Regions from separate parts of the Homo sapiens genome. Here all the other regions are linked to region 2. A link is a contact called in ENCODE Hi-C data. All regions are on one chromosome and are shown on one strand. The core of a region is the stretch at or near the end of the contact, and the rest is flanking DNA. Distances in the headings are between cores, read along the strand shown. Region 1 holds the start of ACSM3 (acyl-CoA synthetase medium chain family member 3). Region 2 holds the start of EEF2K (eukaryotic elongation factor 2 kinase). Region 3 holds the start of THUMPD1 (THUMP domain 1 NAT10 acetyltransferase adaptor).

What was found. A loop is a pair of places that touch in the nucleus more often than their neighbours do. Pooled maps may share reads with other maps.
Region 1: a pooled map shows a loop between it and region 2 (7-fold over the local background). The contact joins the promoter of ACSM3 here to the promoter of EEF2K in region 2. A Hi-C loop is called at or near these places in 2 of 37 single-sample maps with no recorded cell type and 9 of 50 pooled maps.
Region 3: a pooled map shows a loop between it and region 2 (5-fold over the local background). The contact joins the promoter of THUMPD1 here to the promoter of EEF2K in region 2. A Hi-C loop is called at or near these places in 2 of 168 maps with a recorded cell type or tissue (B cell and CD4-positive, alpha-beta memory T cell), 10 of 37 single-sample maps with no recorded cell type and 19 of 50 pooled maps.

The regions. Positions count from the first base shown.
Region 1 is chr16:20,762,637-20,765,336 of GRCh38, forward strand. ACSM3 (acyl-CoA synthetase medium chain family member 3) reads left to right here and starts at 1,378. Exons shown (of 14, transcript NM_005622.4): 1 at 1,378-1,489. RefSeq lists an enhancer at 1,515-1,644.
Region 2 is chr16:22,204,794-22,207,568 of GRCh38, forward strand. EEF2K (eukaryotic elongation factor 2 kinase) reads left to right here and starts at 1,485. Exons shown (of 18, transcript NM_013302.5): 1 at 1,485-1,886. RefSeq lists silencers at 1,256-1,555, 1,716-1,985.
Region 3 is chr16:20,740,411-20,743,203 of GRCh38, forward strand. It overlaps THUMPD1 (THUMP domain 1 NAT10 acetyltransferase adaptor), which reads right to left and starts at 1,408. Exons shown (of 4, transcript NM_017736.5): 1 at 1,099-1,408. The coding sequence starts at 1,329. It also overlaps a transcript of ACSM3 not described here. RefSeq lists enhancers at 594-683, 714-853, 1,154-1,203, 1,214-1,483.

The sequences.
Region 1 (2,700 bases), core at 128-2,627, 1.4 Mb before region 2:
ATCTTATTAACAGGCTAAAGAAGAAAAACACCACATGCTTATAGTAACTGATGCAGAAAAAACACTTGCCAAAATTCAACACCTATTCATGATAAAAACACTCAGAAAAAAATAGAAATAGAGGAGAATTTCCTCAACTTGATAAAGGGCATCTACACAAAACCTACTACTAATATTGTACCTAACCATGAAAGACTGAATGTTTTCCCTCTAAGATCAAAAGCAAGGCAAGGATGTCTGCTCTCATCACTCTTATTCAACGTAGAGCTAGACACTCTAGCCTGCGCAATAAGGCAAGAAAAGGAAATAAAACGCATATAGATCTGAAAGAAAGAAGTAAGATCTGTTTACTTATTTACAGGTAATGTGATTACACAGAAAATCCCAAGGAATCAACAACAAAAGACTCCTAGAACTCAAAAGTGACCAACAAATTCCTCTTTAAGTAAAGTTGGGTCTCTCACATGTAATTGAAAGAGTCCTTTATTTATTCACATATCCATCAACTATTTATTGAATGCCTAAAATTTGCCAGTAGCTATTCCAGGCAATAGATACACCATCAAACAAAAAGAGTTCTTACCCTCAAGGGTGATAGTAAGAGATGTAAAAAGTTAAAAAATGGTAAAAGAGAAAAAATGAAGAGTGCTACTTTAGAAAATGAGGTAAGGGAAGAGTTATTTAATAAGACACCTCAGAAAATGAGGAATTTGGCCAGGGGGATATCTGAGGAAAGAGTTCCAGTCAGTGGAAACTGTGAATTCAGAAAGCCTGAGGCTGAAACAGGCAAGTGTGTTTGAGAAAAAGCAAGGAGGCCGGTGGCTGTGCAGAGTGAGGCAGAGGAAGGAGAATGGGCTGTGGATCAGAGGACCCTGTGCCAGATCATACAACTCCTTGCAGTTCATGTAAGGACTCGGATTTTACCTGGAGTGGAAAAAGAAGCACTGAAAGATTTGAGCAGGGGAGTAACCTGATAGCGTTTATGTTTAGTCCTGCCACTTCGACAGATAAACGCACCAATGGGCTTGATGAGATTTAGGCCAACCCATAACCGCCCCTCAACTTCTTTCCTTTCAATTTCAAAACTCCTCTATGGCTTCCTCCATCTGTTCTTCCTTCTGAGAAGTGCTCTCTCTGCCCCTTTACAGAACTAACCACTTCGGCAACTCCTTGGACACTTTCCTTCTTGTTAATAATTTGCTTTCTCCGCCCCTCAAAAGCTTGCTGTTTCTGTAAATCATTACCTGTAAGAGGAACCGCTGGGAGTCCTGTAAACTTTAGCCCAGAGCTTGGCTCCTCCTCCAGAATGTCTCCACCAATCAAGGAAAGTGTTTTGGGCCAGTCTTGCTCCTCCGGATTGTCAGACTGCTCCTCCCTCTTCTTTAGACTGCCACGAGGAAAAAGCAGATGTGAGAACTCAAGGTTCAGGGCTGCTCTTCTAAGAAACAAGTCTGCCATAATCTCCATCTGTGTTGGAATCTGTTAACTAGTGAGTACCTCATCTCCCCTCCTGTGTAAGATTTCCTGAACTGGCACATCTGTTTTTTGAGCAAAGATAACAAACAGATGAACAAAACCAACAATCAAAAATGCTGTCATTAAAGTCTTGGGCAGCCAAAGTTTCTCTCAGAATTTCTCAGTTGTGTGATACTATCTATTAAGTGATGAGGAGTATGCACACACAAAAGGCTATAAATGTAGCAGCTGAGTTTTCATGTTGAGCCTTTTGGTGCTATTTGATTTTTTGAAAAACTATGTACATGTATTAAGTTGATAAATTTTTTTTTTAATTTTAATTGAACCAGATGCGGTGGCTCAAGCCTGTAATCCCACCACTTTAGGAGGCTATGGTGGGCAGATGCAGATCACTTGAGGCCAGGAGTTCGAGACCAGCTTGGCCAACATGGTGAAACCCTATCTCTACTGAAAATAAAAAATTAGCCAGGTGTGGTGGCAGGTGCCTGTAACCCCAGCTACTTGGGAGCCTGAGGCAGTAGAGTCACTTGAACCTGGGAGGTGGAGTTTGCAGTAAGCTGAGATTGCATCACTGCACTCCAGCCTGGGTGACAGAACAAGACTCCATCTCAAAAAAAAGACCAGGTAGTGGCTGAGATTTTCATTGTACTGTCTGCTTAGCTCCCCACCTTGCTCAGTGACAGATGGGAATCCATCTTCTGCATCATCCAGAAAGTATGTAAATTACTTCCAGGAAACTTTGGGAAACACAGATGCAAACCTAAGAGCAGCCAGTTTTCTCCTTTAGGTGGTCAAGGGCAGCTGCAAAAGTTCTGTATAGGAGGGGCTTCAGGCAGGGTCTGGTTGGGTTTGGAGACAACAGCAGTGAATTTACCTTGCGTTGAGGCTGTATATGTTAAACTACTGTTATTACTTGGATACTTAGAGGGAGGGATGTTTAGGGAGCTGTGGGGAGGCTAAAGCCCCCTTGGCTGTAGGGACAAAGAGCTTGCATTTCAGATGAGACCTTAAATACTTTCAGAAGCCTATCTGACCAGGGGTGGTACTGTCTTTCTTAGAAGAGTTTTCCTTACCAATGTTTCTGTGGCTCAGTATAAAAATCTGGAGTCACCCTGGGAAAGTTATCTCAGCAATTTTACCTACAAATAATTTTATAAACCTGGGAAATAGAAGTTGTAAAATGCTAAGATCGATGAAAAGGGAGGAAAAGAACTTTGTTGAGGA
Region 2 (2,775 bases), core at 235-2,734:
TTTTTGGAGCCAGGGGAGTGGGGAGGGCTATTTTCCTGAACTGAAATAGGGTGAACTGGTTCCCTGAAGACTAACCAAGACGCTAATGCAAAGAAGGACACTCCTGCTGGGCAGACAAAAATGACAGAGGCTCAGAGAAGTAAAATAACTTGCCCAAGGGCCATAGAGCTTTAAGCAGTAGCGTCTTTTTTTTTTTTCCAATCTTGCTTTGGGCTTGGACAGACTAGTTCAGCATCTTTGATCTTCCCTTCCTGCCTGACGGCCCCAGGGTCAGAATTCCAGGTGCAATTTTGTCTTGCCAAAAGCTGGAGTTTACTCTCTTTGGGGTTTATAAATAAGGAAAAAAGTTCTTTGGAGAGCCTGAACTTTGAAATCAGAGAAGTCTGGATTTACTGCTGGCTCTGCCTTTTCTAGCTGCCTCACCTGGGGCATGTCATTATCTCTATAAGCCTCAGTTTTGTTCTTTTTTCTTTTTTATTTTTTTGTTTTTGTTTTTTTGCGACGGAGTCTCATTCCTTCACCCAGGCTGGAGTGTAGTGGCGCGATCTCGGCTCACTGCAACCTCTGCCTCCAGGGTTCAAGCGATTCTCGTGCCTCAGCCTCCAGAGTAGCTGGGACTACAGGCGCGCCCGGCTGCTTTTTTGTATTTTTACTAAAGACAGGGTTTTACCGTTTTGGCCAGGCTGGTCTCGAACTCCTGACCTCAGGTGATCTGCCGGCCTCGGCCTCCCAAAGTGCTGGGAAGATGGAATGAGAGAAATCCCTCAAAACATGTCATTGTTACTACTTTTCTATCTAGAATGTGTGAAATTTCTAAAATTTCACTAACAAAGTATCTGGAAGGACCTAATATTAAAGTGTTCACAGTAGCTATTAGTTTTAATTCGTTTTCTTTTTTATACCTTAGCCACTCTACCACTCATGCCACAGGTATTTATTAAGCATCTACTGTGTGCCACCCAGGCCCTGTGTCAAGAGTTAGGAATAACTAAAGGAGATACTAATTTTAAAACTACACAAATAATTGCAATCGTCATACGTGCCTGTTTTTACAAAGCAGAAATCAGGAAAAACAAAGTATTTCCGATAAAAAATATTTTAAGGTTATGGATAGAGATACATACAAACAAGCGATGGGCTTGGATCACTAATGATTTTGGAAAGGACAGGAATACAGGAACTAAGCGAGAAGCAGGCGAGAATGGCGAGGCGCGGCGGGAGAGGACGGAAGTTGGTCACTCCCTCGAATTGCCCCCTCGCTGCCGGATGCTAGGCCAGCCTTGAGCAGGAGAACCGGACACTGTGTACTCAGCAGGGGGAGCCAAGACTTAGCGCTAACCATTGCACCTGGGGCTGGGAGCCAGCGCCGGAGCCAGGAGGCCCGCTAGGCGGCTGCAGGCGCTGTGATGGCCACCTGGGGGCGGCCACGTGAGCGCCACGCCGTGCGCCCGCCAGGCCAGCCCCGCCCCTGCCCGCCCGCTTCTGCTCAACCTAGACCAGCCCCAGCTTCAGCCTCAGCTCCCCTCCTTCCTGGATCGAGCGCCCGCACTCCCGGCCCTGCAGCCACCCGAGTCCCGCTCGCTGTCGCCTGCACGCGAGTCCCCCCTGGCACGCGCTCCCACATCCCGGGATCGTCCCAACGGCCCCTGCGCCCTTCCTGGGATCACTCCGACTGCCCCGCGCGCCCTGGGATCGGTCCATCTACCCCGCGTGGCCCCAGCTGCTTGCCCGGAGCGCCAGCTAGCGCTCCCCGCTCTCCGCTCCCCGGCACTCTCGGGGGGCCCGCCCGCCCTGCACCCTGGAGCTCCGGGCCGCGAGCCTCTGCCAACTCCTCTGGACCCTCGCGGCCGTGGGCAGCGGCTGCCGCGCCTGTCTGCCCGAGGGAGGTAGGTGTGGACCGCGGCCGGCAAGGCTGTGGGGGGCTGGGAGCCCGCGCTGCAGGCCTGTGCGCCCGGGTGCAGCTGGCGTCTGGAGCGTGCTGGGTCTGGGCTTGGGAATGGGGCCGGAGAAGGCATGGAAGGAGAGTGTGGGGGCGCTTCTCCTCTGGTTGTTAAACTCTCTGGGGCTAAGTGCTTGCTTTGGAGAAATGGGGAAGTTGTGCGGATTAAAGGCGATGTGGATATGGAAAGCAATTGGCAAGCAATGGGCGGTGATCTGGCTGCAAGTGACAGAGAGTTTGGGGGCCTCCCCCCTCGGGGCCCCTAGAGTGTGGGCGCATCGCTGCCTTCCTGTCCCCTGCAGGGCTCAGAGCCGCATCCCCCACCTTTCCCCTGAACTAGAGGCCTGCGTCAGCCCGAATTCCCGGAACCTCCAGGACTGTATAGACGCGCCCTTGCTGCATTGTTGGCTGCGGGAGTTTGTTGGCAGGCGCTGCTGACATGTGTGCCAAGGGGCTGGGCATTAATAAGCCGGTGGCCGCGCGGGGGTGGGGGCCTCCCGGGTAAGCCCCGGCCTAGATCCTTTTGCGCGCGCCTGGGGGATTTCGGGGAACCAGCCCAGCTGCGCCCTGAGTGTGACAGATGGGCCGCATGGGGAAGTGAGATCTGCCCAGGGGGACGGTCCCAGGGAGCCCGACCTCTGGGACCTCGGTGGTGGGTGCTTCTTCAGCCAGGAAAGCAGGAAACACTAGGGCTGGAGTCCTGGGTTGGAATTCTAGCTCATTTATGCTCTCTGGCCCTCGGTTTTCTCATCGGTAAAATGGGTACAGTATTAGTATCTACCACTTAGTATCCTTGGAAAGAGTAGATGAGTATGTATATGTCAGGTGCTTGGAAC
Region 3 (2,793 bases), core at 158-2,657, 1.5 Mb before region 2:
TTGCTTAAAGTACAGGAGTAGACAGGATATGTGCTTGTTGCCCAGCTCTCTGCCCCCTAGTGCCCAACGAAATTGCCAGTCAGGCACAATAATAATTGTATACATTTACAGAAACTTTATTACATACCAGTATGTATTTTATGTACATAAGCAACTCACTAGCCAGTCTTAAAGTATTCTCTTTTTTATCTAGCTCAGCAGCATCAAATAATGTGCCCATGTCCGAGTCCCCAAGCTAGTAGAGGATGAGCCGTGAATTTAAATTCCCTCTGTATTACCCTTCTTCATTTAATCCCTCAGTGTGCGTGTGTGTATTGGTCCAGATTCTAAGCCAGTAATATGATTTCCAAACACTAAGACTTTAGGTGATATTGGTAAAAGTTTTTACGTTCTAAAATGTATTTTAAGTGCAGTAACTAGCATTAGTAGTAAACCTATTATTTCAGAAATATTATTGCTTCAGGTAAACACATTATTACTCCAACTTCACGAGGCTGTCATGAAAAATGTGTTTCTGAAAGAGCTTCAGCACACCGCCTGGCCCTCAATGAGCAATCCTTAAGTGGGAGGTAGGCCGGGCTCAGTGGCTCGCGCCTGTAATCTCAGCACCTTGAGAGGCAGAGACGGGAGGATCGCTTGAGTGTAGGGTTTAGGACTACCCTGGGCCAAACAGTGAGACCCCTTATCTACAATTTACAAAACTTAGCCGAGAGTGGTGGCGCGCACTCATAGTCCCAGCTACTCTGGAGGCTGAGACAGGAGAAGTCGAGGCTTCCCTGAGCTATCATCACGCCACTGCACTCCAGCCTCGGCAACAGAGCGAGACCCTGTCTCACAAAAATAAAAATAAAAGTAATGGGAGCTACCGTGGTTACTGATGGCAAGAAAAGGTGCAAGCACTTCAAGCACAAAACCGATAGCACCGAAGTCTGCGAGCGTCTCAGGACTAGGGACGGAAACGCCGGCGAGGCCACGCCCCTACAGCCGTCACGCCGACGACCCGAGGCGCGCATGCCCATACCAGCAGCCATCCCTCCACCCTTCCCTCCTCCCGCAAGGCCTGGCAGCCGGCCCGCCCGCCCACCCCGGGACCGGTACCTTTTCTGGCCCATACATGTCGTCGCCGTATTCGTTGAGGAGGCTGTAGGCCTCCTCCACGCACTTGCGCTCGTTCATATTGCAGGTGATGAGGATGCCCTGTAGCCCGGGCTCTAGCTGACGGGGCCCGCCAGCGTCGCAGCGCCGAGCGCGCTTGGCCAGCACATACTGAGCCTTGCCTTTGCGCTTCCCGCCGCCAGGCTGAGTAGTCTGCTGGGCAGGGGCCGCCATGGTGTGCGCAAACTGAGAGGAAAGAGAAACGTTTCTCCGCTGCTGTTGGCGTCCTCGTCTATCGCCGGCGCGAACTGGTGACGTCGGATATGAGCGACGGCCTCCCCTAGCCGGCCTCGAAGCCTCATTCCGTGCTGCGCCAGGTCCTAAGGCCGGTCTGCAATCGTGAAAGGGGTGGAGTGATACCCGCCCAAGCCCCGCCTCCTGCCCCGCCTCCCGACTGCAACCTGAATCCAGTAGAGGCAGCATAGCAGCCATTCTGGAAGTGGTGTCGGTGGCTCCTCAAGCCCTTGAAGCTGGCTCCAGCCATATAGCTTCTTCCACCCAACCTTGGTACCTGTTCCTCCAGCCTTCCCTATAATTCTGCCAGCTACTGTGGAGGAAAAGTTAAATATTAAATTTGAACTCAATTGAACGTGGACACAATGGTCAAGTCCCGTAACAGGTTGCATGAGCCCCTTGAGGCATTCATTCATCCAGCACTGTTACAGATAACTCTGTACCTGTACTTGAGTTATTGAAAAACAGACAATCACAGAAACAAGTTGACCTTTATGTGTTCCTTGAGCCCAGTCGAGAAGGGCCCTCGTGACTGGGCCTCATGCCAATCAACGCATTACAAAAAGAGCCAGGGTCGGCCGGGCACGGTGGCTCACGCCTGTAATCCCAGCACTTTGGGAGGCCAAGGCAGGCAGATCACGAGGTCAGGAGATGGAGACCATCCTGACCAACATCTCTACTAAAATGCAAAAAATTAGCCAGGCGTGGTGGCGCGCACCTGTAGTCCCAACTACTCGGGAGGCTGAGGCAGGGGAATCACTCGAACTCGGGAAGCGGCGGTTGCAGTAAGCCGAGATCGTGCCATTGCACTCCAGCCTGGCAACAAAGCGAGGCTCTGTCTCAAAAAAAAAAAAAAAATGAGCCAGGGTCCCAGGCCACACGGAAGCTTCTTGAGACCCCTCCTCCTCTGTGCACGGACAAGTGGCTGACTCTGGAGCCCAGGCTGTTGCTTCCCGGTCTGGTGATGAATCCAACATAGTCTGGTGCGTGTAAATATATATATATATATATATATTTTTTTTTTTTCCCTTCTCCCCTTCCCATTGCAATTTGCTTACTATATCATTTGCTTATTATATCTGCATTGCCATTTACGTGGGATAAAGGTTGTTTACCCCCAAAGGTATTGTATGTTTGTCTATTTTTTTTTTTTTTTTTTGAGATGGAGTCTCGCTCTGTCGCCCAGGCTGGAGTGCAGTGGTGCGATCTGGGCTCACTGCAAGCTCCGCCTCCCAGGTTCACCCCATTCTCCTGCCTCCCTCCCGAGTAGCTGGGACTACAGGCGCCCGCCACCACGCCCGGCTAATATTTTTTATTTTTAGTAGAGACGGGGTTTTACCGTGTCAGTCAGGATGGTCTCAATCTCCTGACCTCGTGATCCACCCGCCTCGGCCTCCCAAAGTG